4 separate regions of the Mus musculus genome follow, and all the other regions are linked to region 1. A link is a loop called in an ENCODE intact Hi-C map of the cell type or tissue named here. Cell type or tissue: heart. All regions are shown on one strand. Each heading gives the region's core, and the rest is flanking DNA. Links, peaks and the distances in the headings are about the cores only.

Region 1 (7,926 bases), core at 1,453-6,452:
TGCTAAGAGTGGTCTCTTGTTCTTAGTGTGTCAGACTGAGCCATCTGTGCTCTTTTTCAGGAACTGTGGTGTATGGTGAGCCCATCACGGCCAGCCTGGGGACTGATGGCTCTCATTACTGGAGCAAGAACTGGGCCAAGGCTGCGGCCTTTGTCACCTCCCCACCCTTGAGCCCCGACCCAACCACTCCAGACTTTCTCAACTCGTTGCTGTCCTGGTGAGTACCGCTGACTCACTCACATCCACACGCTAGAGCAACTCAGAGCAAAATGAGTCCGTAGGTGACGGCACGGTGGTGGCTGAGAACAGGCTTAAAAACAGACCTTTATTGGCCGAAGTTAGGGTCGCTAAGTGAGAACAAGGAATCAATCTGTCGCCATCTTGGGTGGGACTTCCTGATATTAACCTGGGCCATTCTGACCAGTCAGCTGAAGGAAGGGTCTGAGTGAGCGCCAGGATGGTGGGCAAGACGTCATCTGTGAAATGTCTCACCAGACAGATGGAGGTAGGCTGCTCAGCAAGGAAGCCTCATGTCATGTGTTTCCTTCCAGTGGAGACCTCCAAGTCACTGGCAGTGCCCACTGCACCTTCAACACTGCCCAGAAGGCTGTGGGGAAGGACAACTTCACCTTGATTCCCGAGGGCACCAACGGCACTGAGGAGCGGATGTCTGTCATTTGGGATAAAGCTGTGGTAAGGACTGATGGCCTTCCTCGTGGCTGGCCCATGCATGCCCCTGTCGCTGTGGGTGTGGGGCTAACGTTGGCCAGTTGAGAACATTCTAGAAACTAGAACTTGGAAGATGATATTTCTCCTGAATGGAAATCCAAGATGAGATTCCCTAAAAGCACATTTCCTTCTAAATATTCCTGCATCAAGGAGGAAATGGCTTCCTCAGTCCCCTGCTGACCTTCTCAGTCAAGAGTCCTCAACTCCGGTTCCTTGAGAGTGTGGCTGAGGACATCAAGGCTTGGTATTCAGACCCACCGTGGGCTTCTGCTCAACCTGTTTTGGACAGATACTGATCTTGGGGATTTGGAAGCTTTTTTCCTTCTGATGTTTGACAATACAGTAACAGTATTTAGTAACAGTAAATCAGTGGGTTTCCTGATTCTTAGTGAACTCTTACATCTTGTGAGTGAACATCACCTTGTTTCAGAGGAAAGCTACAGTGAGTGGGGAGTATCCTCGGGCTTTGCCAGCACTTTGTGTGCACAGCAGGTCAGCCTGCTGGTGACATTAGCATCACACACAGTGTCACAGCCTGTCAAAAACAATTCCTAACATCTCATGCAGCGTTCTTAAATCCACAGGAGGAACAAAAGACTTATTTTTATCTCCGCCCCCCAACCCCTGGAGACAGGGTGTCTCTGTGTGGCCTGGGTTGGCCTGAAACTGGCAATGTAGATTAGGCTGACCTCGAACTCACAGAGATCCATCTGCCGCCGCCTTCCCAGTGCTGGGATTAAAGGCGTGGCCACCACACCCATGGAAAACCTTGTTTCCTCCTAACACCAACAGTAATTTGTCTCTAATTCTTTGACTGGACATTTGTGATGCTCCTAATTTTTCTTTTAACTGAGATGCATATCCGTAGAGACATATCCTTGGGTATATCTTTAATTATGTTTGTAGGAGAAGTTTCTGGAAGTAACTTGGGCAGGCCAAGGGGAATCTATTAAAGACTGAATTTATATTGTTAACATAATGCAAAGATTACATCTGACACAATGCATGACACTTCTCGCTGGGTTTTAGGAGTAGAACCCCCAAAACACTATTGAGTTGGTGAATTTTGTCTTTGTTATTTGACATTCAATTTCTTTGGTTGCTGATTGGGTTGAATTTTTTAATATGCTTTTTTGGCCATTTAATTTTTTTCTTCCTCGTAGTGCACACTCATATCCTTGGTCTCCTGTGTTTAGAATGGAAAGATTTCAGGAAATGATTGGCCCTTACCTTGGAAAGCCAGATGCTGGGTTGAGACTTACTGACTAGAAGCCCAGACCTGTTGGGAACTTTATTGAAAGGGAAATCCCAGGATGAATTGCATGCCAACATACCTTCAGCTTTCTGACCCTATCCATGTATGTGTGTGTGTACTCTGTACCCTATCCGTGTGTGTGTGTGTGTGTGTGTGTGTGTGTGTACTCTGTACCCTATCCTTGTGTGTGTGTGTACTCTGTACCCTATCCATGTGTGTGTGTGTACATGCTCTGTACCCTCTCCATGTGTGTGTGTGTGTACTCTGTACCCTCTCCATGTGTGTGTGTACATGCTCTGTACCCTCTCCATGTGTGTGTACATGCTCTGTACCCTCTCCATGTGTGTGTACATGCTCTGTCCTGCAGGTCACTGGGAAGATGGATGAGAATCAGTTTGTGGCTGTGACCAGCACCAACGCAGCCAAAGTCTTCAACCTTTACCCCCGGAAAGGTCGCATCTCGGTGGGATCTGATGCTGACTTGGTCATCTGGGACCCTGACAGTGTGAAGACCATCTCTGCCAAGACACACAACAGTGTAAGGCTTGCCTGTCTTGAGTAGACATGTGTGCTGCAGGCAACAAGAGACAGGGGTTCAGGAAACCTCAATCGGATAGGAGTAAAGTTTCCCCAGGATGTATTGCTAACTTGCAGTGTCCCAAGGGCCAGACTGGCCCTATCACTTTCTTTATTGAGATCCACAAGACTAAGACTCTTGGGCACATTTCAGAGGCAATAGCCGCTGTCCTTACACCTTTAGGGTCCCTAGAGCAGAGGTTTTTTAGCCCTTGGGTTGTGACCCCTTTGAGGGTTGAATGACCCTTTGACAGGAGTCACATATCAAATATCCTGCATGTCAGATATTTAATTATGATTCATAACAGTCGCAAAACTACAGTTATGAAGTAGCAATGAAAATAATTTTATGGCTGGGGGTCACCACAACATATTAAAGGGTCACAGCACTAAGAAGGTTGAGAGCCACTGGCCCAGAGTGATTTTAGGTCCTCAGAAGCTTCTAGAAGTCAGTCAACACTGTGTTGTCGTGGTTTGTGTGGTGTGTTTACTGCAAGGGATCCAGCTAGAGCAGCCAGTGTCTGTTCCCGAGGCGGCATTGGGCACTGCCATTTCCTGTCAGTCCTCTCTCAGGAGTGATTGACCGCTATGCTTCTTGTCCTAAAGGAAGAAGAAATAACCCAGGTTAATAGGTCACAGTTTAGGAACTACAGAATTTGGGGAAGCTTGTGGTCACAGAGCTTGCAGATGTTAGTATCTGTTAGTCGGTTAGCATGCTGGCGTTTCAACTGAGAACCAGGGATTCACGTGTTCTGCTAGTTTATAGATTCAGTGAGCCCAGAGCTATCAGACACCCGCAGCTCCTCCCAACCTAAAATCCTGACAATCTAAAATCCTCTCTCTTGGACAGAAGGTTTTGGGTGGGGTATGCTGGGTTCAGTGCCAGCTTCTTTGGTACCTGTGGGCGCCTTCATGGTGGGTACTTCGTGGGGAGGGAGATGGCTGGACTCCATATTTATAACTGGTTTTGCCCTGCCGGTTCAGCAGAGCCTTAGTGCCAAGCCGGCTTAAATTTGTACCATCCATCTTGGGCTCCTCAGTGGCGCCCTCAGGACTGACCTTTCTGTGCGTATGCCTATTATTTCATAATCCTCCTCTTAATCTGACCTTCTCACTAAAGGGTCCGGTGTGATTATCCTAAGTGAGAAGATAAATAACCTCGAGGTGCAGAGAGCTTAAGTGACCCGTCTAACGTTACATAGTGATCTTGCGGTCGAGCCAGAATTAGAAGCCTTAATTTTTCAACATTCTTCCCTCCCAGACTGCGTATGCATGTGCAGGGTGGGGTGGGGAAAGTCCTGTCCCTCTTCTGTAGTGTCCCCTCCCCAAAAGGGCTGCCATGGCTCATCAAACACACAGGTGACCGGGCTGCTAGGTGGCATTGGGACCTCCCTGCCTGGATGGACGAGAGAGCAGGGGAGAGTGAAGGTTTGGGAAGACAGTTGCTGCTCACATGACATTTTTCTGGGGGGAGGGGGTAAAATATGGCAGTTTTTATTTATTTCTTCCATGGCAAGACAAACAGAAAATCAAATGGTTGGCATTGGGTATCATCACCCTGAAGACAGAGAAACAGAGAAATTCAGAAAACTGTACAAGAATCAACAAGAAAAAATCCTAGCATAAAGAAAGGAAATAAACGCAAAAATTCCACAGTTATGTACTGTTTTTTACAGACAGGAAAGGGAATATAGCATAAGTTTACATTAAATTCTCTAAATTCCTAAAAAATAAATTTCTGGGGATTTATACAGCTTACAAACGCAACTATAAAAGTATCAAAAGCCTTCTTCTACATTTTCATAATGTTGGCATAGGATGTTAGATGTAATCTGAGGAAATATGATCACATCGCATTTTTATCTCACTCTGTTCCGGGCAGTATCCCGCGCAGCCCTGCCAAACACCTCATTGTCTCCCCCTGCTGTCGGGGCTGGCGTTAAGCATGCCTGTGTGACACTGCCCATCTGGTGAAGTACAAACAAGATTCTAGGTTCTGTCTTCAGTGTGGAACAACCGAATCCACAACCCGATTGCTAATCCTCCCTTAGGATTTTCCAGGATTCCAACTTGCTCTGTAATTTTTGGAAACGCATGCGGGTGAAGTTGAAATGTCCGTGCTTTGTGGTGGTTGCAACCTCCCACCTCAGCAAACGGCAGGAGCTCTGATATCACATCTTTGAGCATCTTTAAATCACTTAGAGCAGAGGTGTTCAATCTGTGAATTTCGACTCCTTGACAGGGGTTGCATATCTGCTATGCTACATATAAGATGCTTACATTACAATTCATAACTAGCAAAATTACAGTTGGGATGCAGCAATGAAAATAGTTTTACAGTTGGGGTCAGCACAACATGAGTCAGTGTATTAAGTGTCACAGCCTTAGGAAGGTTGAGAACCACCGACTTAGAGTCATGGTGCTGCTTCCCTCTGTATTTTAAGGGAGAGGGGGACATCGGTCTAAAAGCCTTACCACCAGCTCCCTCCTAGGTCACTAGCCCCAGTTTGTGTGTTATCCAAGGCCTTGGGTACCAGGGGTCAGTGCTCATGCAAAATGCAGGGATCAGCCAGCGGTGGACAGGGGACTGGGTGCTTTTGTGACCTGTATCCTTTCTGATGTTAGGGACGTCAGAGAAGTATGTAAAGTCACTTCACTGATGGATGGCAGGCCTGGGATGAAAGGGACCAAGGTCAAGGCTGTGTTTGGAGATGAATTGTTAGTGATGAAGTGATAGGGAAGAGGTAGGCTTCGCCTTTATCTTAGAGGATGCTCACCCCTTTCCAAGGTCATTTCAGAGGAGACTGGATCCCCTCACCAAAGGTTCTTTTTGTGTCGGTGCCACACCACATGTGTCTTACTGAGGAACCGTAAGTACTCAGGCAGGCTTTAAGTGACACGGTCCACTGTTATTCAGTGCCCATCTTTTGCCATGTCCAAGACAAATCCAATCGTGCGGTACGTGATGAAGGACAACACCTGAGATGAGGTCTTTAGTTGGGGACTGGGAAAAAAAAATAAAGGCAGAGCTGGCATGTTCTTCGTATGGGATCAGGGAGATGAAGATCTGTCCTTGGGGAGGTCGTGTGAAAGATCCCACTATGCCTCTGCTTCAATATTTCTGAGTTCGAGGCCAGCCTGGTCTACAGAGTGAGTTCAAGGGTAGCCAGGGCTACGTAGAGAAACCCTGTCTCGAAAGACCCTCCAAAAAATGGCCATGGGGGCGAAGGTCTCTCTTGAGACTCTGAACTGGAAACTGGCGCCCATACAGGCTTTAGGTTTAAATTCCCATTGCCTGGGCGGGCCTCACAGCCTTGAGCTGAAAAGGCTGTGTGGGATACCTCAGAGGTGGGTGGCTGCATCCCTTGGGTACTCCCTGGAGAATCTGGCTCCCTCTGGCTATTATGTTTACACAGTCAGCTCTGGTCAGTGGCAGATGTGAGACATGATGGCCCCCAGCATCTTAGGATTCTCGTGAGGAGCCGCTTGCGTGTAGCCACATCTCTCTACTTCTGTTTACGGCAACCTCCCTGTTTCTCTGTGGAGTCTCTGAGCTGTGCTGGCAGCAGTCCTTGCACTTCCCGGGCAGTGCTCCTTTTCCACATGGGAATGCATGCTGCTCTGCCCTTTCTCTGTCCCTCCCTCCCCCAGCCGCCGCTCCAGAGAGCAGAGATGACCTGTGACCCGGTTGTTGGTGTGGCTCTGCCCTCTCACAGAGCCTCAAGGGCAGTGATTCCCAATGTTCCTAATGCTGGGACTCTTTGATACAATTCCTCATGTTGCGGTGACTTCCCCAACCATCAAATTATTTTGGTTGCTGCTTCACAGCTGTAATTTTGCTACTGTTATGAGTCATAATTTAAAATCTGTTTTTTTTTTCTGATAGTCCTAGGTTACCCCTGTGAAAGGGTCATCCTATCCCCCAAAGGGGTCTTGACCCACAGGTTGAGAACCACTGCCCTAGTTTTTCCCCCTCCATTGGCCTGTGTTTTCCCAGAAGCCCATGCTCTGTGCCACATGTTACCCATTTGTTAGCCATTTGTTCCTGAAAGGCAGTCATGTGGAGAGAGCTGTAGGCGTTCAGCCTGAGCTGAGCCAGAATTAAGGACACCACTCTGACTTACAGAGCTTTCTGTGTCAGAAAGCCTCTTGTTTTCTGTCGCTTCCGACTGACAGACAAACGCACTGGCAGGCAAACCACCTGTTTCCCGTGAGGGTGTGCCAAATTGCCTGTTTTCACTCTCTGTGACATGAGCCCCCAAACAAGGGTGGGTCGTTTAGGAAACTAAACCTCAATCCTGTCATGGGCTTGTTGTCTTTTATGTGCCACCAGTCCACGCAGTTGGGGACGTTTGGTTTAACCACAGGATGCTTAAGTCCGTGAGAAAACGGCCTCGTTTTGCAATTTAGTTTGGACCTTGTTCAGAGGCGAGCCTTGGGAGTTCAATCTGCACAGGGGAGAGTTGGTGGAAATGGGAAGACAACCCCACCCCACCCCATTAGTGTTTCTCTTTTCCCTTCTTTTTTTTTTTTTTTTTTTTTATAGAATTGTGGATTGAATCCAGGGCCCTGTGCATTCTAAGAGTTCAGCCACTAAGTTCTACCACTGAGATTCACATCTCCACTCTGAGCTACATCTTCGCTCCACTAAATCGCCCAGGCTGGCCTTGAACACACTCTAGCTCAGACAGGGTCTTGACCTGAGATCTTACTGCCCCAGAATTCCGGGTGTATAGGTCTGCCTCACAAGACCCACCCAGAATGATTTTCTTTTTATTTGTAAAGCATTTACACACACACACACACACACACACACACACACACACACACACACACACACACACTATTGTTATTTTCTTCAGCTATTGCCCTCTCAGATTTGGAGTTGTGGATGAGATGAGTTCAGATTCTAGGCAGAGAAAGCATGGGTCCCTGGGGTGGCCAGCAAGGACAGACAGCCTTCTTCTCTGGGGTTTGTCAGTAAACTCCATTTCCTTGAGTCCAGGGGCAGGGATTGCTCTCATGATGGCTTGTCTCTTCCCTCAGGCTCTTGAGTACAACATCTTTGAAGGCATGGAGTGTCGCGGCTCCCCACTGGTGGTCATCAGCCAGGGCAAGATTGTCCTGGAGGACGGCACACTTCATGTCACTGAAGGCTCAGGACGCTACATTCCCCGGAAGCCCTTCCCTGACTTTGTGTACAAACGCATCAAAGCAAGGAGCAGGGTGAGTGGTCTTGCAAGCTTTTAAATATCGTGGGCTGGTCTCTACTCCGCAGATATCCACTAAGCACCATGAGTCAGAATACCGAGATGGGGGCACAGAAGGATAAAGGAAACCTGACATTTTCATCCTGAAGCTTAACC
Region 2 (7,926 bases), core at 1,303-6,302, 140 kb before region 1:
AGAGTATCTGGCTGTAGAAAAAGTCTACATCACACATGACAAGGTACCTCACATTATCATGCATCAGAATGTCACATGGTACCCCATAAGTATGTACCCTATAATTTATATTTGTCAGTTGATGGAAGCTCGGTGTGAAGCTCAGACGAAGAGTTCTTAACTACGTGGGCACAGCTTTGGGGTTTCCCCAGCGTGGCAAAGAAATAAATATAAAAAATTTAAATTGTATGAAAAGGATCTTTTAAGGAAATATTGTTCAGACCGGACAAAAATAGAATTCAAGATTAAAATTACAAGTTTTTTAAAAATCTATTTTTAAAACTATACCTCCTGGGGCCATGGAGATCTCTCAGTGGTTGGGACACAGGTTCTCTTCCAGAAGACCAGGGTTAGTATATTCCCCAGCACGCCCACTGTGCCTGTCATCTGTAACTCCCATTCCAGGGGATCTGATGCCCTCTCTGGCCTTGGGCACCCCTCCGTATGCACACGCATACATACACATAAATAAAAATAAATCTTTTTTTAAAAAAGAAATTGATCACCAGATATCAAAGAAAATCTCAATTCTAAAAATGCAGGATGATCACAACCAAATAACAGCAAGTAACAACGAATAATAATGACAATGTCCAGAGTAATTTATGAACAAGCCTATAAGAATTCGTAGTGTTTGCTTCTTGTAAAAAGAGTTGGAGGTAAACATGAAATTTTTATATTTAGCCACACGAATGAGAGATTGTCTTGATTTTTTTATTAGTGTATACTTTTGAGTTGTTTAAAGTAACAAGTATATAAAGCAACAAATGAATATGAAATAAAAGCTCCTACCAATTGACGGGGCAGGGGGACTTAAAATTGAATTACTTAGAAATAAAGTCACGACAGTTGTTACATATCAAAACCTCTGCTCAAGGGCAAAACAGTAGCCAGTGCACTTATATAGTCCGAAGCACACAGACTAGGGAAGAACAAAGCTGCCTAAAATGTAAACAGAGACCAATCCTGAGAAAAGATAAGGATAAGTAAGGATAGCATTGAAGGGAGACGAAACTGTTATTTTCTACTGCAGTAAACGTCCAAGAGAAGCTACTGAGCCAGTAATCCAGTGAGTAAGAATAAAACAGTGGGGTGCTCTTGCTCCTCCTGCTGGCGAGGATGTGTAGGGGAAAAGGCCCTTGCTTATGTTAAGAGGGCAGTAAATTGCTTTATCACAGAGAGCAGTCAGGCTCTGCAGGTTAGCCTGTTGTCCATGGACAAGTAGCCTCACCGATAGGTCCTCTAGAGCAAGACTTTCATAAGTGCTGTTAAGAAGAGTCTCCAGTCTCTGGATGGCCTGTCCTTCAGCTCTGTTCCATACTTTGTCTCCATATTTCCTCCTGTGAGTATTTTGTTCCCCCTTCTAAGAAGGACTGAAGCATCCACACTTTGGTCTTCCTTCTTCTTGGGCTTCATGTGGTCTGTGAATTGAAACTTGGATATTCTGAACTTTTGGGCAAATGTCCAGTTATCAGTGAGTGCATACCATGTGTGTTCTTTTGTGATTGGGTTACCTCACTCAGGATGATATTTTCAAGTTCTATCCATTTGCCTTCGAATTTCATGAAGTCAATGTTTTTAATAGCTGAGTAGTACTCCATTGTGTAAATGTATCACATTTTCTGTATCCATTCCTCTGTTGAGGGATATCTGGGTTGTTTCCAGCTTCTATTATAAATATGACTGCTATGAACATAGTGGAGCATGTGTCCTTATTACAAGTTGGAGCATCTTCTGGGTATATGCCCAGGAGAGGTATTGCTGGATCCTCCGGTAATACTATGTCCAATTATCTGAGGAACCACCAGACTGATTTCCAGAGTGGTTGTACCAGCTTGCAATCCCTCCAGCAATGGAGGAGTGTTCCACTTTCTCTACATCCTGGGGGTCCATCCCATATTCAGTCACCAAACCCAGACACTATTATGCTATTGTGGATGCCGGGAAGTGCTTGCTGATGGGAGCCTGATATGGCTGTCTCCCGAGAGTCTCTGCCAGAGCCTGACATACAGGGGTGGATGCTCGCAGCCAACCATTGGACCGATAGAGGAGTTGGAGAAGGGACTGAAGGAGCTAGGTGCAGGGGTTGGGGGATTTACAGCCCCATGCAGGGAGCAACAGTGTCAATCTGCCAGATCCCCTGGAGCTCCTGGGGACTGGACCACCAACCAACACATGGAGGTACCCATGGCTCTGGCTACATATGTGGCAGAGGATGGCCTTGTTGGACATCAGTGGGAGGAGCAGCCCTAGGTCTGAGGGAGTTGGATGCCCCAGTGTAGAGGAATGCCAGGGCAGGAAGGTGGGAGTGGGTGGGTGAGGGAGCACCCTCATAGAGGCAGGGGAGGAGGGATGGGATAGGGGGTTTCCAGAAGGGAGACCTGGAAAGGGGATAACATTTGAAATGTAAATAAGGAAAATATCTAATAAAAGAATATATATATACACACACACATATATGAAGAAGAGTCTCCATGGAAGCTGGGTGAGGCAAAGAATTGGCATGAGACCAACGGCATCTAGCTAGGGAGATGGCTCAGTGGGTTAATCACTTTCTGTGCAAGTGTGAAGACTTGAGTTTGGATCCCGGTACCCACACAAAGCAGGACACCACAGTGCTTCTGTAATTGAAGAACTCCCAAGGCAAGATGGTAGGCAGCCACAAGGGAATCCCTGGAAGTGTGTGGGCCAGCTAGGCACCAGCGAGCAAGCACTGTGTATCACACAGTGTGGAAAGTATGAACCAACCCCAAGCTGGTAAGTGATCCTCACACGTGCACTGTGACATATCACATGAAGTCACACACAAATATGCATGCACATACATACGCGAATGTGAGTGCACACATACACCCGGCAAAGGGGGGGGAGTGTACACAAACAGGAAGACACAGGTAACACTGAAAAGAAACTAGGCTGAGACGCACAGGGGCAGGAGGCACAGAGAAGAGCTTAGCAAGCAGTGGCCATCAGCAGAGAAAACTCTTGACTTGACAACCCTCAGCCAGAGGTTAGCAGGTAGGTCAACTCCCAGAGTCACCTATACTCTATACCTACCTATACAACCTATATAGGTATAATACTCTATACCTACCGCTGACCTCGGCCCAGGGAGATCTGTACTTGGCGAGTTGTGAGCCATGAGGACGGGGTCTCGGCTTGAACATATCTCAGCGCTGTGGTTGCTCTCCCACTGGAGTGTATACTCAGGATACACCCCACAGCTAGAACATGAACTACCCCAGGGGCTGCTTACAGTCAGGCTGTCCTGGAGCACAGACACCTGCTCAGCTCCCACACTGCAAAGCTACGTGTGGCCAGCAGAGGCCCCCAGTGTACAAAGAAGGCAAGCCATAAAGAGGAGGCGACTCCGGGAGCCATCAGATCTGCAGGGTAGTGGCTCAGTAGAGGCAATGACTGCAGAAAGGGCAAAGTGCACAGTTGGGCTGATGCTCCTCGCTAGTTTCTTCTTTCCTCTTCTCCCATTTTATTTTTAACTGTTTTTAGTAGTATTTTTACTTTATTGTGTCAAAACAATTAATACGTGGTTTTATTCTTTATGCCCTTTTATAGCTCAATCTTGTCAATTCACTTTTCTTTTCCAAGTTAAAAAAAAGATTCCCTTTTTTAAAAATTTTATTTTATGTGTGTAAGTGTTTTGCTTGCACTTATGTCTGTGTACCACATCCATGCCCATTGGCTGTGGAGGCCAGAAGAGGACATTTGGAGTTATAGATGGTTGTGAGCTGCCATGTTGAGAATTAAACCCAAGTCCTCTGGAAGAGCAGGAAATGGTCTCAACCATTGTGCCATCTCTCCAGCCCTCATGCAGTTTTTTCTTGTTACTGGACAAATTTTTTACCCCACTCCCAATTCTCAAAAAAGTTTATTTGAGTCCCCTGCTGCAATACTTACGGGCAGTTTCTCCCTCTCACACAGTTATAACTGCACAGAAAACTATGTGCAGAATAGAATCTTAGCTCCCCCCCCCCCGCCCGCCACAGCTGTTTTGACTTATCTTATTAGTTTCATTTTTTTTTAAAATCTAGCATTTAAAATTTTTATTCCTCTTCTTACATGGGTGTGATTTTGTTTTTTAAGCTTTCTAATTACTGGGAGATCTTATGCTAATCTGTTTTTATCATCTCTTACTCCTCGTTCTTGCTCTTCAAAGCATTCTGCTCTGCTTCGTTTCTCTCTTCCCTCTTTAACTTGCTCTCCTGTTGTCCTTCCTTCTTTCTACGTCTTTCCTTCCTCTCATTGACTGTCCCCGCATTTGCTCTAACTTTCTAACCTGACAGCTCATTCTGCATTGCGTTAGACATTTCCAGGCTTAGATCAGTTTTGGTCCTGCTTGGGGCTCTAACTGCTTTTCAGTCATTCTGTATGTTGCAGGGTTTGAGATCCTTGTTACAATAGTTTTCTTTCTTTGCTCTGAGCAGCGTTGGGGATTCAGCCCTCTAGACTAGACTGCTCACAGGAAGATTCCCCAAAAAAGCTGGAAGAGAGGTCCCACTAACAAAGTCACAGGACAGAAGCGTGTGGAAAAGCCAGGTAACATGACCCTTCAAAAGAGCCCAACTCTCCAGTCACTGAATTCAAAGCCACCAAGGTAGGCAAGAGACACAGGTTTCAGACGTTTACTTGTAAGACTGACCAGTGACTCCAGAGGATACAGACAACAGGTGGGCTGAATCCAGGACCCAGAGAAGACGGTCAGGCTCATGGAAGGAAATGTCAGCAAATGGACGAGAGAGTCAGTATGTATGCACTAGTTAGCAGCATGGCAGGAAAATTCAACAAAGAACATTAGAGTCTGAAAACAAAACAGAAGTGTTGGAAATGAAAATTTTGAAGGGGGAAAAAAACCAAAAAAACAAAACAAACCAACACAGTCACTCGTGGTAGACGAACATCCTGAACCAAGCAGAAGAAAGAACGTTAAGATGGAGAATGGAGGGCTGGAGAGACGGCTCAGCGTTTAAGAGCACTGATTGCTCTTCCAGAGGTCCTGTGTTCAATTCCCAGCAACCACATGGTCGCTCACAACCATCTGCAATGGGATCTGGTGCCCTCTTCTGGTTTGTCTGAAGACAGCTACAGTGTACTCATCCTCATAAAATAAATAAATAAATCTTTTTTTAAAAAAGAGATTTGAACATTTTATTTAAAAAAAAAAAAAAAATGGTGGATGGAGTTGAGGAAATTCGGAGTTCAAGTGTCAGCATCCGAAAAGAAGCTGAGCTGTGATGAAGCGATCAGAGACAGACCAGCCTACAGGAGCTGTGCTAAAACCAGGAGGCAGAGTCTGCTCAGTAAAGTCAGAGCGGCAACTTCCCGAACTAGACAAAGAGTGGACGCCCAAACGGTGGCATTTAGAGCCCAGACCAGAGAGCCTCTCCACGACCTACCAGGGTTCAGAATCCAGCATGCAAAGCAAAGACACATGTGAGGCGCTGCAAAGGAAACTGCCAACAAATCCTTGTAAACGCTAGGAAGGCAGTCCAGTGATGTGCCCAACCGGCAAAGCACCGTGGCCAGACCCAAGCCTCCCTAGGACCCACGGTAGGAGAAACCTGACATCAGAAAGTTAGCTTCCGGGCATGGTGCGCGCATGCGCATACACTGAGTCTGAGCGAGAATGCGCCTCTCCTTTCGCTTTATGGGTTCTAGAGCTCAAACTCAGGACATCAGGCAAAGTGACAGCACCCTTACCAGCTGAGTCTTCTTGCCAGCCTTGTTTTTCATGAACAGAACAGGGTCTCACTGTGTTGCCAAGGCTAGACTTGAACTTCTGAACACCACTGATCTTCCTGACTCCCCAGAGGTTGGGAATCTGGGCAAACACCCCTATGTCTGGCCTGTTGGTAACATCTCGCCTTAATAGTGTACATTGTTTTCCACTTATGGGCCAATATCGGCGCACCATCATTTGAGCTTCATAGTTTTACATTAGGTCCGTGCTGCGCTATGCCGGTTTGCTGGGTCTTGACAGATGTGTGACAACAATTGTTCATCATTACAGTGTCATACAGAGTTGTTTCCCTGCCCTAAAAACCCCTCCAGTGCACCTGCCGTGCCTACATCTCACCTCAAGGCCGTGCCACGCCCTGATGGTTTATTGTTCCAAGGTTTTGCCCTTCTGGACAGTCCCTGTGATAATAGACTCAGACATTGTAGGGTTTGTCCGTTCACTTCCCCTTTTTAGTGAAATAAATACACCCCCTGTAAGCATCTGTGTGCAGCTTTGTGTGTGGACATGGTTTCTAGCAGATGTATCTGAGTGTGACTCCTGAGTCGTGCTGGGTCGGACTGTTTAGTTTTGTACAGAGCTGCAGAGCTGTCTTCAGGCCAGTCTTCCTCAAAGCGAGCAGCAGAGGAGAGAGCTCCTGCCGCCCCACCCTTGCTTGTGACCGTCAGAACCTTGGATGTCAGCCATTCTAAGAGGTGTGTGTACCCTGGTCCCTGCGGTGGCTTCCATCTGTGCCTCCCTAGTGACGTGTGACGTCTCGCAGCTGCTCCCACGCACGTTTGCCATCTGCCACTCTTCATAAGACGTGCAGCCCAGGTGACAGCTGGGGGCTCCTGGCCCCTCAAAAGTCAGATAAGATTTATTAAATCCTGTATTCCAAGCCTGTGAAAGTGCTAATGCCGCCCAGAGAGAAATGAAGGCTAGGAGAAGCTTCTAGAAGTGGAGGCATTCACCACACTTACGGTTTCTGTGGAACACGTGAGTGCCTTCCAGTCGGCATCATGTGGTCTCCAGTAGGTGGGGCAGGTACTATTTATTACTATTATTCCTTGAAAAATGGAACTGCTGAGGTAAATCATTCCAGCTTGCAGAGGTGGCCGAGTGAGACATGAGCACTGGCCTCTTGTCACTCAGACAGACGGGCCTTAGGCTGGCAGAGTCCACCTCCTTGTGGAAAACTGCTGAAGCCAGTAAGTATTGCAACCACCATTTTGGTTTCCTTCCTTCCTTCCTTCCTTCCTTCCTTCCTTCCTTCCTTCCTTCCTTCCTTCCTTCCTTCCTTCCTTCCTCCCTCCCTCCCTCCCTCCCTCCCTTCCTTTTCTTTTTCTTCTTATTTTTAACATTTATTTGTTTATTCATTTTGTATGAGGAAAGGAGCCGTGAATGTTTGTGGAGGCCAGAGGACAACTTTTGAGAGTCAGCTCCCCTTCTGCCCTGTGGGTTCTAGGGAATCAAGCTCTGGCAAGCAGCCTTGGGGGGGGGGGGCACTGCCCTTGCCTGATGACCCTCAGCTGACATTGCCAGCTCCTCATTTTTATTTTTATTTTTGAGGCAAGATCTTGCCCGGGTCCTCCTCAAACTCTATTCTCCTGCCTCAGGCCACTGCCTGCTGGTGTTACAGGCTTAGGCCTCCACCCCTGGCTTGTGTCACGAAGGCCTTTAGCATGTCTAAGCTGCCCACACAATCAGGAAGTAGAAACTGAGTCTCACTGAATCTAGGAGCTTGGTTCCAGGCAGAGCTGGAGTCTGGGGCCTCCCCAGTCTCTCCTGGTGGAGCTCTGGAAAGATTCAGCATCTTGGCAGTTCAGGAAGGCTCGGCATCCATCACTGGCCATGTATGCTTGTCAGACACTGAGCCCCTGTAGAAAGCAGACTTTTAAAACTTCTCATGCTCTGACAACTCGCCTGAGTCCTTGATGCCCTCCCTGTGTGAGCCAGCTGCCATCAGATAATAAAGAACACCCTTGGGAGCGTGCCCTTCCCATACACACCAGCCATGCCTGACACTTCCTTTATGGGACTCTTACATTTGAGGGCACCATTCTTCCAGCCTAGCCACTCATAAGCAAGTGCCAAGCCTGCTGCATGCCTGTCTGCCTCTCCGTGTGTCCCTTCTGCCTCCCAGCCTACCTCCT
Region 3 (7,926 bases), core at 1,265-6,264, 200 kb before region 1:
AAATAGGACCAGCAACCGGTTTGAGTAGTTTCCCACCAGGGGGCAGTAGTTACATCTTGACCAGCCTCTGTGAACTGTTTGTGGATTGTATAGACAGGTATGCCATTAAAACCCAAACCAGGCCAAGTAAACAGTGATTTTAAAGTGTGCTTGTATCCAGGTTAATGATTGGAAGTTAACATAAAATGGCCCTTCATAACACCTTGCTTGTCACATAGACAACCAAAAACTTTGAATTCTACAAAGAATCCTTCAAGCAGGAAGTTTAACTGGCATAAAAATATTTAGAAATAGGACCAGCAACCGGTTTGAGCGAGTTCCCACTAGGGGACTGTTTGAGACCCGTGATAGACATCCAACGCCTGTTTGAATGCACCAGGCTCTCTGAGAAAGGACTTACTTACCATTCTTCCCTTGCAAAGGCAGATCTGATAAACCTTGTTACAAGACCAAAGACTTCACGCACACTTGTGCAGAGTTAACAGCAAGGTGTGTAAATACGATTCTCTGGACAGTTAAAAAGCGCTTAAGGCGAGAGAATGTTCACTCAAACGTCCTTAGGCCTGTTTTTCTAGAGGAACTGGGTTCATCCTATGTAAGCGTAATGCCTTCCTATTTCCCCCTGATTCCCATGTTGAGGATTTTGTTTTGAGATAAAGGGTAGTCTTTTTTTTTTTTTTCTTTCTTTTTTTTTTTTTTGGTTTTTCGAGACAGGATTTCTCTGTATAGCCCTGGCTGTCCTGCAACTCATTTTGTAGACCAGGCTGGCCTCGAACTCAGAAATCCACCTGCCTCTGCCTCCCAAGTGCTGAGATTAAAGGTGTGTGCCACCACCGCCCAGCTCAAAGGGTAGTCTTGAACTGACGTTCTTGCTTCTCTGTCTTCCAAGTGTGTGCTGGTGGGTGACTTTCAAGTATTATCTATAAAGAGGATTTTCTTGTCTACATAGCCACACTTGTGTGGATTTTCCATAGCCAGTTCCTGGTTTTGATTTTTGTTTTTATTTTGCAAGTAGAAATTAATAATCATCCCAGTCTCAGTGTAAAAACTATTAGTGTACAGCCCTACAGCCAGAATTAGTACCTTATGGGATAGGGACATTACAGATCTGGGACATGATGACAAAAATGCGTTCCAAGGGCTGACCAGATGGCTCAGTGGGTAAGAGCACTGGCTGCTCTTCCAAAGGTCCTGAGTTCAAATCTCAGCAACCACATGTTGGCTCACAATCACCCGTAATGAGATCTGATGCCCTCCTCTGGTGTCTGAAGACAGCTACAGTGTACTTATGTATAATAATAAATAAATATTTTTTAAAAATTATTTCCAAAATAACAAAACCTTGAATCATGATTATATCAACCATCTTCTTTCTTTTTTTTGGGGGGGGGGTGGTATTTTTGTTTGTTTGTTTGTTTATTTGAGACAGGGTTTCTCTAGCCCTAGCTGTTCTGGAACTCACTTTGTAGACCAAGCTGGCCTCAAACTCAGAAGTCCGCCTGCCTCTGCCTCCTGAGTGCTGGGATTAAAGGTGGGTGCCACCACCGCCCGGCTATCAGCCATGTTTTCACATCTCTAATTGAACAAAAACTGGCTTTTCACTTTTATCCATTTAAGAAAGAAAGGAAATGGTGACCTAGGTTGGGTGTGGTGGTGCACACCTGTAATCACAACAGCCTCGAAACAAGGAAAGGGTGAGGAATCCAAAGTCATGCTCAAGCAATGCAGGGTCCCAGGCCAGCCTAGACTGCAAGCCACACTATCAAAAAGGTTCGGGTGGGGCCAGAGCCATGGCTCAGGATCTCCTGTGGCACCTACATGGTGTATCATAGCCATCTGTGATCCCAGTTCCAGAGGAATCCAGTCAATCTTCTTGCCTTGGGGGGTGCAAGTCATGGAGATTGTACACATGCATCCACCCATGCACACACATACACGCAAATAAAAGGTTCATACAGAGTCTGAAAGAAACAGAACAATGTGACCCAGTTTGTTTGCCTGCTCCCAGTGTTTCTAGTCTGGATATAAGATTCTTACAGAGTATGCTCCAAAGAGTACATTCTCAATATGAGGCGTGTTTCTTTTCATTCCTAGTTGGATCTTTTGAAAAATCTGTCTTTTTGCTTTAATTTTCTATTTACGTATTTGAGAGGAGGCATGCCTGTGGAGGTCAGAGAATAAGATGAGTGGTCTATTTTGCCTACTTTGCACTATATGTTAAGTCAGTCTCAGGTACATGAAGTACTTAGACATAAAATGAGAAGACCCAGAGGAATGTTTTTATACCTGCATTATGCCTTTATAAATATAACACTGTATGTGGGAGGCCTAAGAGATGATTTTTATCACTATTTATGTGTGTATGGCACTGTGTACATGTGGAGGTCCAAGGACAGTTTGTGGGGTAGGTTCTCTCCTTGTACTATGTGAGCCCCAGAGATTGAACTCAGTATATAACTCTGGGCTGCAGCCCAGCCTTTAACCGGAGTCATCTCACCAGAGAATTGGGGTTTTATAAATGCATGTGGATGTTTGCCTGCACGTATGTCTGTGTACCATGCGGGTTTCTCATGCCCTCAGATGCCGGAAGACAGCATTGAGTGCCCTGTGAACGAGCTGTCATGTGGGTGTTTTGAACCAAACCTGAGTCCTTTGCAAGAGCAGCCAGTGTGCTTAACCCCCCAAGCTATCCCTCCAGATCATGTTTTTGGATGTCAATTCAAAGTGACAAAGACTTATTGTGTGTGCCTGTATTTATGATTTAGAGGGGGAGGGCATATGCCACGGTGCATTGGTGGAGGTCAGAAGGCAACTTTGTTAGCTTTCTTCCCATCTACCGGGAGCTCCGGGCAATGAACTCAGTCTGCAGGTTTACTCAGCAAGCGCCTTTACCGGCAGAACCATCTCACTGGCTGGTCCTAGATTTAGTATTTCCGTGTTTGGGTATCTCAGACCATATTTTTAAAAAAGACAATTACATGAAAATTCAACAACTGCAATTAAAGCAAAGTTAAAAGGCAAGTACAATATTGAGAAAAACATTATACAAAAATCGGGTCAAGGAAACTTGACAAAGATACGACGTAGGAGTATTTAGGAACATTAACAGAGTCAGCAACCAGCGTACAGGAGGTAGGGCATTTACAGAGATAGATAACAACCAGGGTTTGGGTAAATCTGTATTTTCTTTTCCCTTTTAATTTGTTTTTGAAGGCAATGGGTCGCTCGATAGCGTAGGCTGCAGGGAACTCGAAATCCTCCTGCCTCAGTCTTAGAAAGAGCTGAAATAACAAGTGTGCGCCACGCCCAGCCATTGATTTTTTTTTTAAACCGTGATTACATGTTACCTTTGCAATTAAAATGTTATAAATTCCAACAAGGTGATTAGCTCCAAGGTACCTCCCACGGTATTCTGTGGGAGGCACAAATGGATGTTTCACTAAGGGGAGGAACTGGGGTTTTCTGCTTCTTTAAAGCCACGGGTGAGTTCTTAAGTGGATACTGCAGGCGTGGGAGGGGTTCCATTCAGGCCCCGCGCGCTTCCGGGCTGCACACTCCTCCCTAATCTCAATCCAATGCCAACTTCCTAGCTCAGCCCTTCCGGCTATTGCGACTGACTCGCAGGAATTCTTTCCTGGCGCCCGTATCAGCTCGACTTCCGCACCCGCACGTCCCGAGCAGCTCGCGAATGCCCCGCCCAGCCCGGCCTGGTCACGCCCCCTATCCTGGGCTCCGACCCCGCCGTCCAGCTGCCTGTGTTGTCATCACATGGTCCGGGAGGGCCCTGACGTCACGAAGGGAGGGACTGCGCAGACGCAGAAAAGGGGGCGGGGGAACTCGACTTGTTGTGTTGCTGCTCGAGAGCCGGATACTGTCGTCCTGCGGCCGTGCCGCTTCCAGTCTCCAGACCATGTCTCACTTAGTCGAGCCGCCGCCGCCCTTGCACAACAACAACAACAACTGCGAGGAAGGGGAGCAGCCCCTGCCGCCGCCCGCTGGCCTCAACAGTGAGCACGGGGCCGCCGGGCTCAGCGGAGGGATGGGGGAGGAGGAGCCGCTCGGCCGCCGCCGTGCGGGCGGGGGGGGGGGGTTGGTGGTGGTGGTGGGGGAGTGGGCGGGAGCAGACGACAGCTCATTGGTTGGGACCGAGATTGTGCGTATGACTGACAGCGGCGCGCTCCGGTTAGGAGCAGGCGCTCGGCGCTGGCTCGCGGCCTGCGCCTTGGGCGCCGAGGTTTAGGGTCGCGGTGGGCGTCGGGAGCCGGAGGCGCACGCAACTCGGGGTGGCAAGCGGAGGCTGGCCAGCGGAGGGGGAGCATGGGACGTGCGGCGGGGACACCGGGGGATGGACGCGACCGGTCGGGCGTGGCGGGTGGACGTGCGGCCGCGCAGGTGTGCTTGCGGAGCTCGCCTCCTACCACACGCCGGTCCAGGGGGTCATCGGAGTTTCGTGCAGGGTGCTTGCTCCGCCCCTGACATTTATCTTTTTTTTTTTTTTTAGTCTGAAAATTCCCAAGTTTCTCAAGTGAGTTTTTTGTTGCTGTTAACCTTGAATTCATATTTTACTGCTTTTTCTTTTCTTTTTCTTTCTTTTTTTTTTTTTTTGAGAGAGCTTCTCATGTAGCCCAGGCTGGCCTCACTCGTTGTGTTGCTGAGTGACCTGATCCCTCCTACTTTCCACTTTCCCAAGTTCTTGGGTGACAGGCGGCAGCCACCATACTAGTAACTTTTCAAGTGCTGTTTCTTATGTTAAATGGATTGGGTGCCCAGCACATGCCCTAGGATCACGTCCATTTCAGCCAAATCTGCAGTGAACTTCAGGAAATACAGTAAACAACACAACAGACGCAGGCCACAGGTACTAGCAATTGAAAGTTGATGGTCAGGATCCAGTTGCAGTCAAACAGACATCTTGTCCCCAGAGTGTCCGCTGTTGTTGTGAGATCGCCGGACCTTCTTGCCCAACCTTTCTGTTTGGATTTCATGTCTTAATGAAAGAGGTAGTGGGTGGTGGTAGTTGTCACAGGGCCAGATGAAGTTCTTTAAAAGCCATTTGTATGCTTAAAGGTCAGGCAGTGTCTTTCATAAGAGGGATGGCTTCCAGGGTGGCCAGAACGGTTTAGGGAAGAGCTGTTACTGAGTCTAGAGGATAGTGGCAGGAGCGTTTGGGTATTTTAGCCAGGTGTGGTGCCACTTGCCTGTCATTCAAGCACTAGGGAAGTGTAGTAAGCGTGGTCCCCAGAATAAAACTTTGTGTCAGAAAACAACAAAACCAAAAAATAAGGAACAAAGAATTCAGGAATTTTAAGACTCTGTCCCTGCCCCATATTTTGATAAGCAATATTTGATAACTTCTCTAAAATGCCGGCTTTTACAAAGATCTAGTCAAGTGTGTCCTTAAATTTTACTCATAATCACATAATTCAGAATTTAAAATTTTTACCCATCTTTAGCATACATTTTTGGAAATGAAAAGACTAAAGAAATACATGCTTCATGTTATTTCCAGAAGCTGTGGCTCTTTTTTGAGGCCCATGGGTGCTTTCGGGAGCCTTCCCTTGTTTTTGGCATGCTTATATATGAGTATCTTCCGCCTGGGCCTTTATGAGTTAGTTGTGCTCAGCGTCTTCTTACTGCTTAGATGTCTGGAAAATTCAAAGGGATTTTCATTTTTCTTGGATTCTTTATTAACAACAGAACTGAAAAGGGTTGAGCTATGTTTGTTTATTCCTAAGTCTCACAGACCTGGGAGGTGTTTGTCATGGACCAGCCAGCTTCTTCCTTAGTTTTCTCAATGGCTCTTGGAGACCCTCCAGCCTATAGATGATACCAGATGTTACTTTGGGAAATCTGCTAGATAAAAAGTATTGTACTTGGGCTAATTAAGCTGTACTTTTAAAAGTTACTGAAAGCTCGATGGTGCCAGGTTTAATTATTGTCCTTGCCTCTTACTTTGCTTGCTTTGTTGTTGTTGTTGTTGTTTTGTTTTGTTTTGTTTTTTTTTTCGAGACAAGGTTTCTCTGTGTAGCCCTGGCGGTCCTGGAACTCACTCTGTAGACCAAGCTGACCTCAGCACTTGGGAGGCAGAGGCAGAGGCAGAGAGATCTGCCTGCCTCTGCCTCCCAAGTGCTAGGATTAAAGGGGTGTGCCACCACTGCCTGGCCTTTGTTTGCTTTTTAAAGTTTAGTACACAACCCTGGATTGAACAAAACAAACTTTATTGATTCTTCCAAGTGATTTTTTTTTTTTTTTTTTTTGGATGAGCAAAACAACTTACTCAGACATCTAAAACCATCCTAATTGCTGATAACTCTAAGCACTTTGCTGGCCGCAGTTCCACAACTGTGGAAAACAGCAGCTGAAACACATACAGATTATCTCTGGCTTGGGATTTTTATCTTTAGTTCAAGGATCATGGCAGAGGGTTTGTCTGTCCGTTTTAATGTGTATGGGTGTGCCTGCATATATGTATGTGCACCATGTGCATACCTGGTGCCTATGAGGCCAGAAGAGGACATCAAATCTCCTGGAACAGAAGTACAGATGGTTGTGCGCCTCCAAGTCATGCTGGGAATCCAACCCAGGTCCTCTGGAAGAGCAGATACTGCTCTTAATTGTTGAGCCATTTCTCTAGCCCCACAGCAGAGTGTTAATAGCAAATTATTAAAATTTCTTAAGGACTATTTTAGGGGTGTGTGTGTGTGTGTGTGTGTGTGTACACGTACCTATGTTGTGGTATGTCCACTTGAGTGCAGGTACCCATAGCATCCAGAAGATGACGTTAGATCCTTGGAATCTGGAATACAAACAGATATGGGTCCTGGAAATTGAACTCTGTCTGTTCCTTTGGTTTTGTTTTTTTGTTTTGTTTTTCAAGACAGGGTTTCTCTGTGTAGCCCTGGCTGTCCTGGAACTCACTTTGTAGACCAGGCTGTCCTCCAACTCAGAAATTCGCCTGCCTCTGCCTCCCGAGTGCTGGGATTAAAGGCGTGCGCCACCACGCCCTGCAACTCTGTTCCTCTGTAAGAGCAGTGCATGCTCTTAACAGCTGAGCCATCTCTCCAGCCCAAATTATTGATATATTTCAGACAGTGAAACCTTTCTCTGATTCTGTTACCACTATAGGAACTGTTGGAAGACAAATACCCAAAAGGATGTTTCCAGTAGTTACTTTTATAATTAACAAAACTATCAAGTTTCTCAAGGTAAGACACATAGGAGACTGCAGGAATGGCATAAGGAAGATCAGAGTGGTATCATAACTCTGGTGTAATTGGAATTACAGCCTTTTCTTGCTATCTGCCCTGGGGAAAGGTTCAGGCTAGGGCACATATGATGCCTTTGTCAGTCACTAATGTGTAGTGTCCACTCTTCTGGCACAGAAGAGTGCCAGGGACTGTTTTGAGCTTATCTGAGATCCCAGCATCTAGGACCTGAAACAGACAGGCAGAGAGGCTCTCAGGACCCCTGAGTGCAAGTGATTTGTGAGGCCTTAAAAAGTTGGGAGAAAATGAGAATGTTTCCTGTGATGTGTAAGAGGATTTAATTGTTGGTGAGAAGCTTAGGGGCTGCAAGCTTCAGTAGTGTGATGATGAGTTACTGGCCAGAACCTGTAATGCCTTTCCCTAGCCATTCCAGAAGACTTCAATTAGAAAATGAGCCTCCATGTCTTTGTACAAACTAGCACAAAAGAACAGCTTTCAACATGTAAACAGTCCTTTAACAATAACTGCTTCAGCTCGCTCTTTAAAGCTTTCTTGTTAGGAAGAGAACTGCCTCGGAGGTGGTTTCCTCTGTATTTTTTGGATTACATGAAATCTTTGCCTTGTTTCCTTTCCAAGTATAAGGGGAGTTTGTGAGGATTGGCAGAGGTGGCACATTGGAACCTGAGACTGTAAATGAGTTCAGATCATGGCTAAGGTAACC
Region 4 (7,926 bases), core at 1,347-6,346, 62 kb before region 1:
TGCAGGGAACTTTTTAGGGCATGAAACAATTCTATATGATACTATAATGGTGGATAAATGTCACTGACTTTCATAATCATAGATTGAATATTCAAGAGTAAACTTGCTGGACATAGGAGTGCATGCCTATAATCCCAGCACTTGAGAGGTAAAGGATCAAGAGTTCAAGTACATTCTCAGCCACATTGTGAGTTGGAGGCCAACCTATACCATATACCGTCCCGTCTCAAATATCCAAACCACAGCAATGAAGAGTGTACTCTAGTGTGAGCAATGCTTTTTAATTAATAATGTGTCAAAGTTAGATATGGTGGCTCATGCCTGTAATCCCAGCACTGGGGAGAATGAAGATAGGAGAGAGGAAGATCACTACTGGTTTGAGGCTAGTTTGAACTACAGAATAAATTCCAGGTCAGCCTAGTCTTAGAATAAGACTTTGCCTCAAATTATATCTCTATAGGATCCCTGGTGGTAACACATTTATTACATTATTAATAGGAAGAGAAACTGTGTACCTGTGGGGAGGATATATGGGACACTTGTTACTTTCTGCTTTTTTTTCCCCTGTGAATTTAAATGCTCTAAAATCAAGTTTATTGAGTTTTAAAAATGGAGGATCATAATATATAATAACACACTGTAACTTACTGTTATTTATTTAGTTATATGCATGGACAATAAAAACCTAGCAGTTGCCAGACAGTGGTAGAGGACACCTGTAATCCCAGCACTTGGGAGGCAGAGGCAGGAGGATCTCTGCGAGTTTGAGGCCAAGTTGGTCTATAGAGTGAGTTCCAAGACAGCTAGGGTTACACAGAGAAACTCTCGTCTTGAAAAAATAAAACCAACCAACCAAACAAACAAACAAATAAAAAGCTAATTATTGTTGAAAGAAAGTAGGTAAAGACAACAGTTAAGTGTCTCAGCCAGGTTCCCTTAGGGTAAAGTCTACAAAGTAGTCCTAAGGTTGACCAGTTGCTCACTCTATGATAGACCTCTTTCAACGGAGCAGGGGAAGAAGCCAGTTGACATGGCTTGAGAAGCTAATAGGAATAGACTCCACCTTGCTAGAGTAGGGCCAAGAACAAAGGGCAACGACAGGGCAATCACTGCTGAGGACGCAGAGCCCAGGCTGGTGAGAGGGCTGGAGCATGTCCCCAAGTTCAAGGAAATAAAAAGTAGCGAGGAAGAGGCTGCGATCTAGAAGGGAGAAGGAATGGGAGCAAATACAAATTCTGGAATAATCCTCAGTTGAACAACCTCTTCCTACCTGATTGGAGGGGAGACGAGAACTCTGCTCTGGAGTGATACTCATCTGTAATCCCAGCACTCGAGTGGCCAAGGCAGAAGGACCAAGAGTTCAAGGCAAGCTGAGCTCTAATGGTGAAATCCCGTCTCTAAAAGGCCAAATGGGGGCAAGGGAGAAAGAGTAGGTACATGTGATTCCATCCCAGGAACTTGGTACTCTCCAGGCCATATTACTTTCTTGCTGAGCACTGGCCTTGTTAGGTAGTGAATTCCCCAAGGCCAAGCCTCAGCATGAGCCACAAAGATGGTCAAGTTCTGTTAGCTCTTGAGAGATGGGGGCAGGGTGACAGAATCAAGGACATCTATCAGGCCGAGGAACAGAAGGGTGCTGTGCAAACGTTGGACCATGAAGTTCACCTGGGAAAGAAGAAGGGATTCTTTCACTCTTGGTGACAGAGTGAGGAAACAAGGGCTCAGACAGCTTTGAGAATGGTCAGTCCAAGTCACTGAGGCCATGAGAATGAAGGCAGGAGGGGCTGGAAGGAGAAGGCCTTCAGGAAGAAGGGGAGGAGACAGAATGTGTATGTACGGATTTCATATGGATTTAAAGATCTCGACATTGTGATTGCCTTAGTTAGGGTTTTACTGCTCTGAACAGACACCATGACCAAGGTAACTCTTACATTTCATTAGGACTGGCTTACAGGTTCAGAGCTTCAGTCCATTATCATCAAGGCAGGAACATGGCAGCATCCAAGCAGGCATGGTGCAGGCAGAGCTGAGAGTTCTACATATTCACCTGAAGGCTGCTAGTGGAATACTGGCTTCTAGGCAGCTAGGATGAGGGTCTTAAAGCCCACGTTCACAGTGACACAGCCACTCGAGCAGGGCTACACCTTCTAATAGTGCCACTCCCTGGGAGGAGCATAACAAACCGTCACAGTGATAGCAGTCAGTGTAGCCAGAATTTTGCTGCTATAACAAGCAGACCTCAGGTTTTATGACTTTAGCATAGGAGTGATTGGTACATGCTTCAGGTGGGTACTTACATGAAAATCAGTTTAATTTGGGTGAAATAAACCTAAAAAAAAAAAAAAACTCAATCACTCTAGCCATGTCATAGGGCTCCCCAGCCACATGGGGTGAGAGGTGACTTGGTTGGGGGCACAGCAGGTGCAGCATGTCTCCCTTGCTGCAAGATCTCTGTTGGCAAAGTGTCGCTCCCTGATTAGAAAGGGAGTGGGAGACAGACTCTCACTCCAGGAGAGGTTTGCTCTCAGACATGGACACACTCTGTCAGGGTTGCTTTATGAAGTGTTGCTGTGGGGCCAGTTTGCTAAGACTGAAGGTCAGAGGCAACAACTCCTGCAGTGGCTCTGCTGTCTTGCATGCAAACGTAGGCCAGACTCTGGTAATTCTGTAATTCTGATGAATAGTGAAGATTTAAGAATGTTGGGCCAGTGGGGGATTTCGCCATCTGTTTTTGTCCATTGTGCCCTGAATGTATTGATAGATATACTCACTGTGCATCTAGACCTCCACAGGCCTATGAGGTGAACGTTATCCTTCCAGTGGGGAGAAACACTAAGCACTGTTTCATTTAAACGTTGGTATCCATCTGTGCTGGTTCTCATGACCGGAAGTCCAAGGCTGCCCGGAGAAACTGGTTTTAGTTGGGGGCAGGGAGAAATAAGACAAGAAAGGGATGGATTTGGGGGATAAGGGAAAGTGTTTTGGAGTGGGGGGTCAAGGATAGAAATCAGTGAAGACAGAGATGTCAGGTAGATCAGCCAAACCTTGCTCCCATACAAGGCAGAGCCTGAGTTCTCCAAATCAAGTGCTTTATCATGAAGACAACAGGCTTGCTGAACTAAGGGGTTCTTGGATTTGAATATTTCTCTTGCTCCAGCAAGAAGCTGTGCTTTATTTGAGGCCTCTTTGGGCTTCACTTTCTCCATCTATATGATAGGATGGGAAGCCCTGGTAGGGCTTGGGGAAAGATGAAAGATTTGTATTGTTTTTTTTTTTTTTTTTTTTGGTATTGAATTTGAACTTTGTTGGGGGTCAAATTCAGGACGTTGCATTTTGGGAGCCAACTCTCCCACTGAGCCAGACCTGCACATGGATTATGTGTTCAAGGTCTCAGCACCATGACTGACGGTGTCAGTCTGTTCTCCATAGATGCTGGTTCCTACCTTATTAGCTGCACAGTGACATTGCATCCGATTGGATTGATATTGAAAGCCAGAGAAGCGGAAAGCTAGCAGTGATGTTTAGCCCTCTTTTGTAGAATGAAAGAGCAGGCCACACTGCACTTTGGAGAGGAGAGGAAGTTCTCAGTAGGGGTGAAAGCTTCCTGCTAGCTCAGTTTCTTGGTTTCCACTTTCAGAAATAGAAGGTTTGGTCCTGTGGCTCAGTGCACAGAGGAAAATAATCTTGCTGAACTCAGCTGTGGAAGATTCAGGCCCTGAGGGTGGAGGCAGGGTCAGATAATTGGTGGGCAGACTGGCTCATATCACTGGGACTTAAAAGCCCTCTCCCAGTGTGAAACCCCAATGCTCCAGGATAAAGGAGTGAACTATGTGCATACTCTTCATTGGCCACCAGGGGGAAGACCTGAGACAGGAAGGCCAGCTAGGTCTGGGTGTCTCCATCAGGGACAGAGACCTCAAGGACATTCTGTATTCACACATACCAGGGTGCAGTGTGTGTAATCCTGAGATCCTTTGGGTGGTGTCTGTGCCAACTGGAGGCTGGAAGAGAAAGCTCGATTCTGTTTGCTTCTGTGGAATACCCTGATTTCCTTTGTGTCCCAATACCCGTCTTGGCCTCATGTAGTCAGGGGATCTTCAGGACCCTTTCAGAGCCCAAAGGGGGCGGGTAGTTCATATGGCCCAGTTCTGGTAAAAGTAGTCTATGACTGTTCTGATGATCCTCACTGAGCCACACCCAAAAGATGCACCCATGGAAGGTGGTAGCTGGTCTGGTCTCATGTATGTCTGCTTAGCTGTCCTTTGGCAATCTGGGCCCTTTGGGGTTTCATAGTCAGAAAAGCAGTCATCCTTGCCTGCACCCATCTGCAGCCCAGCACCCTGGTCAGAGCCTTTTGGTTTTGGCAACCCAGGATCCCTGCTCCTTCTCTTGGCCGCTGTGTCATCCTAACCTCTGCAGACCACATCGGACGGAGGCTGCAGCTCTGGGTAACTGGCCGCAATGGCTCAGGGGGGTGTTGCGGTTTTCTTCTTGGCCACATCTAGATTCCGATCTTCCCGTCAGCATTTTGTTTCCGAGTGTCCCTTCCCTGTGATATTCTCAATGTTGGGCTTCCGCAGCGCCTCAGAAGCAGAAATGGTCACTTCAGCTTTCCACATGGAAGGAAAATGAAACTAAGAACCTTGGAGGGCTGGGTCTGGACAGATACTGTATTGGGCAAACTACTGAGGAACTGAGAGCAGCTAGCTAGTCACCCTGGAGCATCAGATTGACAGCCTTCAGCTCACCACCCCACTTCCTGGCATAAGCACCTTATAAAGCCAGGGTGGGTGTTATCTCTACTCCATTCATCTCCACAAGCCATCTTTTCAAAACATAAAGCTCTCCTGCTGCACTCTTTACAAGGGTGAGCTGTCAGCAAGACTCTGTCACAAGTTCTTAGCACTGTGAGTACAAAGAAAGAAAGAAAGAAAGAAAGAAAGAAAGAAAGAAAGAAAGAAAGAAAGAAAGAAAGAAAAGAGATCTACCCTCCCGCCAGGCTCGGGGCTGAGTTGCACCACACAGTATAGGAGGCACATAGGACAAAGGTATGGATTAGGGAGGAAGGATGAAGAATGATGGAGAGGAAGGAACAACTTCAGAGGATGAGGGCGTGCCTACACAAGAGATGCTTGCCCAGCAAGCACAAGGCCCTGAGTTAGAGCCTTTCTCTGTCCAATCTACTCAAAATATAACTTTAGAAAATATAGTCATGGGGATATTTTCCTAGGGGCTCCTTGTATGATTCTGAGGTTCATTTCAAGATTAATGAGGCTCCTAGCAGTTAGGAGAAACAACATAAACTGTAGGCAGCTTTGTTCCTTGTCCCCTCTTCTCACAAGAACAAGCTTTGCGAACAAAATTCCACTGAAGTTCCAAGGACCAGGGGGTGGGGGTAGGGAGCTGTGTGGCTGGAACCAAGACCCACCACAGTGACTGTGCCCAAAATAAACTGAGTCTGGTGTGGTTTTTGGCATGGTGGTGATGTGGAAAAGCCTTTTGTTTTTTTCCCCGTAACAACGAAGCGACAAAGCCTATTTATTTATGTACCAATCATTAACACGTACTATGAGATCAGGCTGCATGCTGCACAGCATCTATTTTATCTGAACAAAACAAAACAAAACACAAAAAAAATCCCAACCAAACAAAAACCAGAAGTGAAAGGAAAGAAAGCACAATGTGCTTTTCTACTTCTTTATTTTGAGATACGGTCATGGAAAGCTGGACAGACCAGCAGTGAATCTTGTGTTTCTCCTGCCTCGGCGTCCTGAGTAGCTGCAGGTACAAGCCTATGCCAACAGGCCCAGCTAAAGGCCACTGGGCTCTGAGCACGTAGGCAAACACTACTATTGGGAGGTGTCTTTTTCTTCTCTGCAAGAAGAGGTTTGCTTTGAAGCTCTGTATATCTGCTGAGCATGGGGACTGTCTGGGAGTCCAGGGGGCGGCTGAAGTCAGTCTCAACTCCCCCTTCAGTTTATTCCCCAAGACTGCGCCAGATGCTTGGGGTGTTACTACCATAAGGACTGTCTCACAGGGACACCAATGCTTGCCCTTTCCTGGTTGGTGTTGGGTGAGGAATTGTAGGGAGGTGGGCTCTGGAAGAGACTGTGAATGCAGAATAGATAGATTCATCCTTGTTGTCAAGCATTTAACTTTTAAACACCCAGAAGTCTTGGAGACTGGCACCAATATCCTATTCCCAGATAATGATTTCCTAGGAATTTTCCATTGAGTGTCTTTACAGAGAGTTAACAGTTACAGTTCATGGTAACCGATCGGTCAGTCTAGATGCTTCTTTCTCATCCCTTTTTATGTTCCTGCACTGAATTGAGCAGAAAGTTCACTAAGATATGCAACTACAAGTATTTTCCTTCATTAATTAAAGTTTGTTTTTTTTTTTCCTGGGCCTTCTATGTGCCAAATACTCTCTTAAGCTCCAGCCAGAGCAGATAAATCAGTTTTAACCTTCTGTCTCTGGACATTTATGGGCAGAAATGTCAATTATCATGGGTTAAGAACCTTGCGTGTCTGGCTATAGGGAGGAGCTTGACACTAATGAGATGGATAGATAGAACCAAACAAAATATTTCACAGCAAATTGGTAAATAACAAGATGAATCTAAATCCATTAAGATCAAGTGCAGGAAAGTGCAACAAAAACAAACAATGTAACTAGAGGCTATTTTGTTTAAATTAATGTGAATCTCATTAACCTTGCCTAACAAGTAGTTATTTCCCCTGTGATTTAATAGGGCCCTCCTCCTGCTGACTGCTAGCTGAACCTTACAGTGGGCTTTCCTGGAAAGTTTTGCTTTATTTTCATCGATCCACCTATCTTTCTATCTTCTATCCATCTATCTATCTATCTATCTATCTATCTATCTATCTATCTATCTATCTATCTACCTACCTACCTACCTACCTACCTATAATACTGTCTAGGTGGATCTTGATCCAATCTATGCATGTATGTATGTATGTATGTATGTATGTATGTATGTATCCATGCATTCATCCATCCTTCCATCATCTATCTACCTACCAACCTACCTATGATACTGTCTAGGTGGATCTTGATCCAATCTCTGTATGTATGTATGTATGTATGTATGTATGTATGTATCCATTCATCCATCCTTCCATCATCTATCTACCTACCAACCTACCTACCTACCTATCTATGATACTGTCTAGGTGGATCTTGATCCTTCTTTCTCTGCATCCCGAGTGCTGGGACTACAGCGCCTACCTAATGGCTGACACCAGTATTTAGGTACCAGCTAGCCCAGCTAGTGCACATTATCCAGTTGGAACAGGACATAGGGACTGGCTTCTGTTTTCAAGATGCACAGCTTAAATCAGAACTTAAAAGTGAAGACTGCCTCATAACCCTCCCTCAGGGACTGTAGATTTTTAAGGCAGGGGTTGAAAGGGTGAATTTTACACCTCCTTTGAGAATAGAAAGGCAGAAGACCCCTATCGTGTGGCCAGGTGCAGACAACAAACAAACAAACAAACAAACAACAAACTGGGAAATATAGAGCCTCAGAACGATTCTGTCTTTATCTGGCTAATTCTTGCTCAGCAGGTGTGAATCAGTTAGACAGATGACTTCCTTACCGAAAGGGCACCCGATGACCTAGATTAAGCAGTGACTACACGCATTCTCTGATCTCAAGGTGAGAAGGTCAAAGCCATGCCTTAGCAGAAGTTCTGTCATCTGCCTAGAGAACCTTCCTTCTGTCTACCGCACTGTTAGATCTTTAGCCTGGTTTGACAGTCAAAGGCTTTCAGGTCTATTTTACCACTAGGATCATTAGGGGAGGCCTGGTACACCCTTAGTGACTAGAGGTTCTGTTTCTCCATGACTCAGTTTCCTCTTTCTGTGGGATATAACCTCTCCTATCTCTTGTTATTGCTCCT

What was found. Hi-C counts contacts between places; a loop is a spot of excess contacts. Peaks named below come from ENCODE experiments on the same cell type or tissue, not always from the same donor. Only the 100,000 strongest peaks of a DNase experiment are listed, where the experiment ranks them.
Region 2: a loop joins it to region 1, with 2.9 times the contacts of the local background. A loop is called at or near these places in 22 of 42 quality-filtered maps.
Region 3: a loop joins it to region 1, with 2.4 times the contacts of the local background. A loop is called at or near these places in 5 of 42 quality-filtered maps.
Region 4: it touches region 1 in a loop (5-fold over the local background); 27 of 42 quality-filtered maps call a loop at or near these places.

What each region holds. Positions count from the first base shown.
Region 1 is chr14:66,807,722-66,815,647 of GRCm38, reverse strand. It overlaps Dpysl2 (dihydropyrimidinase-like 2), which reads left to right. Exons shown (of 14, transcript NM_001378767.1): 9 at 61-217; 10 at 552-693; 11 at 2,352-2,522; 12 at 7,607-7,786. Among named protein-coding and RNA genes, the nearest start is that of Gm5464, 57 kb to the left of the region's middle. In heart, for the core only: a CTCF peak has its summit at 4,489 (motif pointing left); DNase peaks (open chromatin) are centred at 3,897, 4,487 and 6,137; H3K27ac peaks cover 989 bases.
Region 2 is chr14:66,948,748-66,956,673 of GRCm38, reverse strand. No RefSeq gene overlaps it. Among named protein-coding and RNA genes, the nearest start is that of Gm24258, 18 kb to the left of the region's middle. In heart, for the core only: a CTCF peak has its summit at 3,358 (motif pointing right); no DNase peak of the experiment used is centred there.
Region 3 is chr14:67,004,769-67,012,694 of GRCm38, reverse strand. Bnip3l (BCL2/adenovirus E1B interacting protein 3-like) reads left to right here and starts at 3,818. Exons shown (of 6, transcript NM_009761.3): 1 at 3,818-4,007. The coding sequence starts at 3,911. In heart, for the core only: no CTCF peak of the experiment used is centred there; DNase peaks (open chromatin) are centred at 3,754, 4,114 and 4,954; H3K4me3 peaks cover 2,513 bases; H3K27ac peaks cover 2,345 bases.
Region 4 is chr14:66,869,483-66,877,408 of GRCm38, reverse strand. All of the region lies in intron 1 of Dpysl2 (dihydropyrimidinase-like 2), which reads left to right. It overlaps Gm5464 (predicted gene 5464), which reads right to left. Exons shown (of 1, transcript NR_157372.1): 1 at 6,404-7,926. Among named protein-coding and RNA genes, the nearest start is that of Gm5464, 4.6 kb to the right of the region's middle. In heart, for the core only: a CTCF peak has its summit at 3,852 (motif pointing right); DNase peaks (open chromatin) are centred at 3,848 and 4,558; H3K27ac peaks cover 1,396 bases.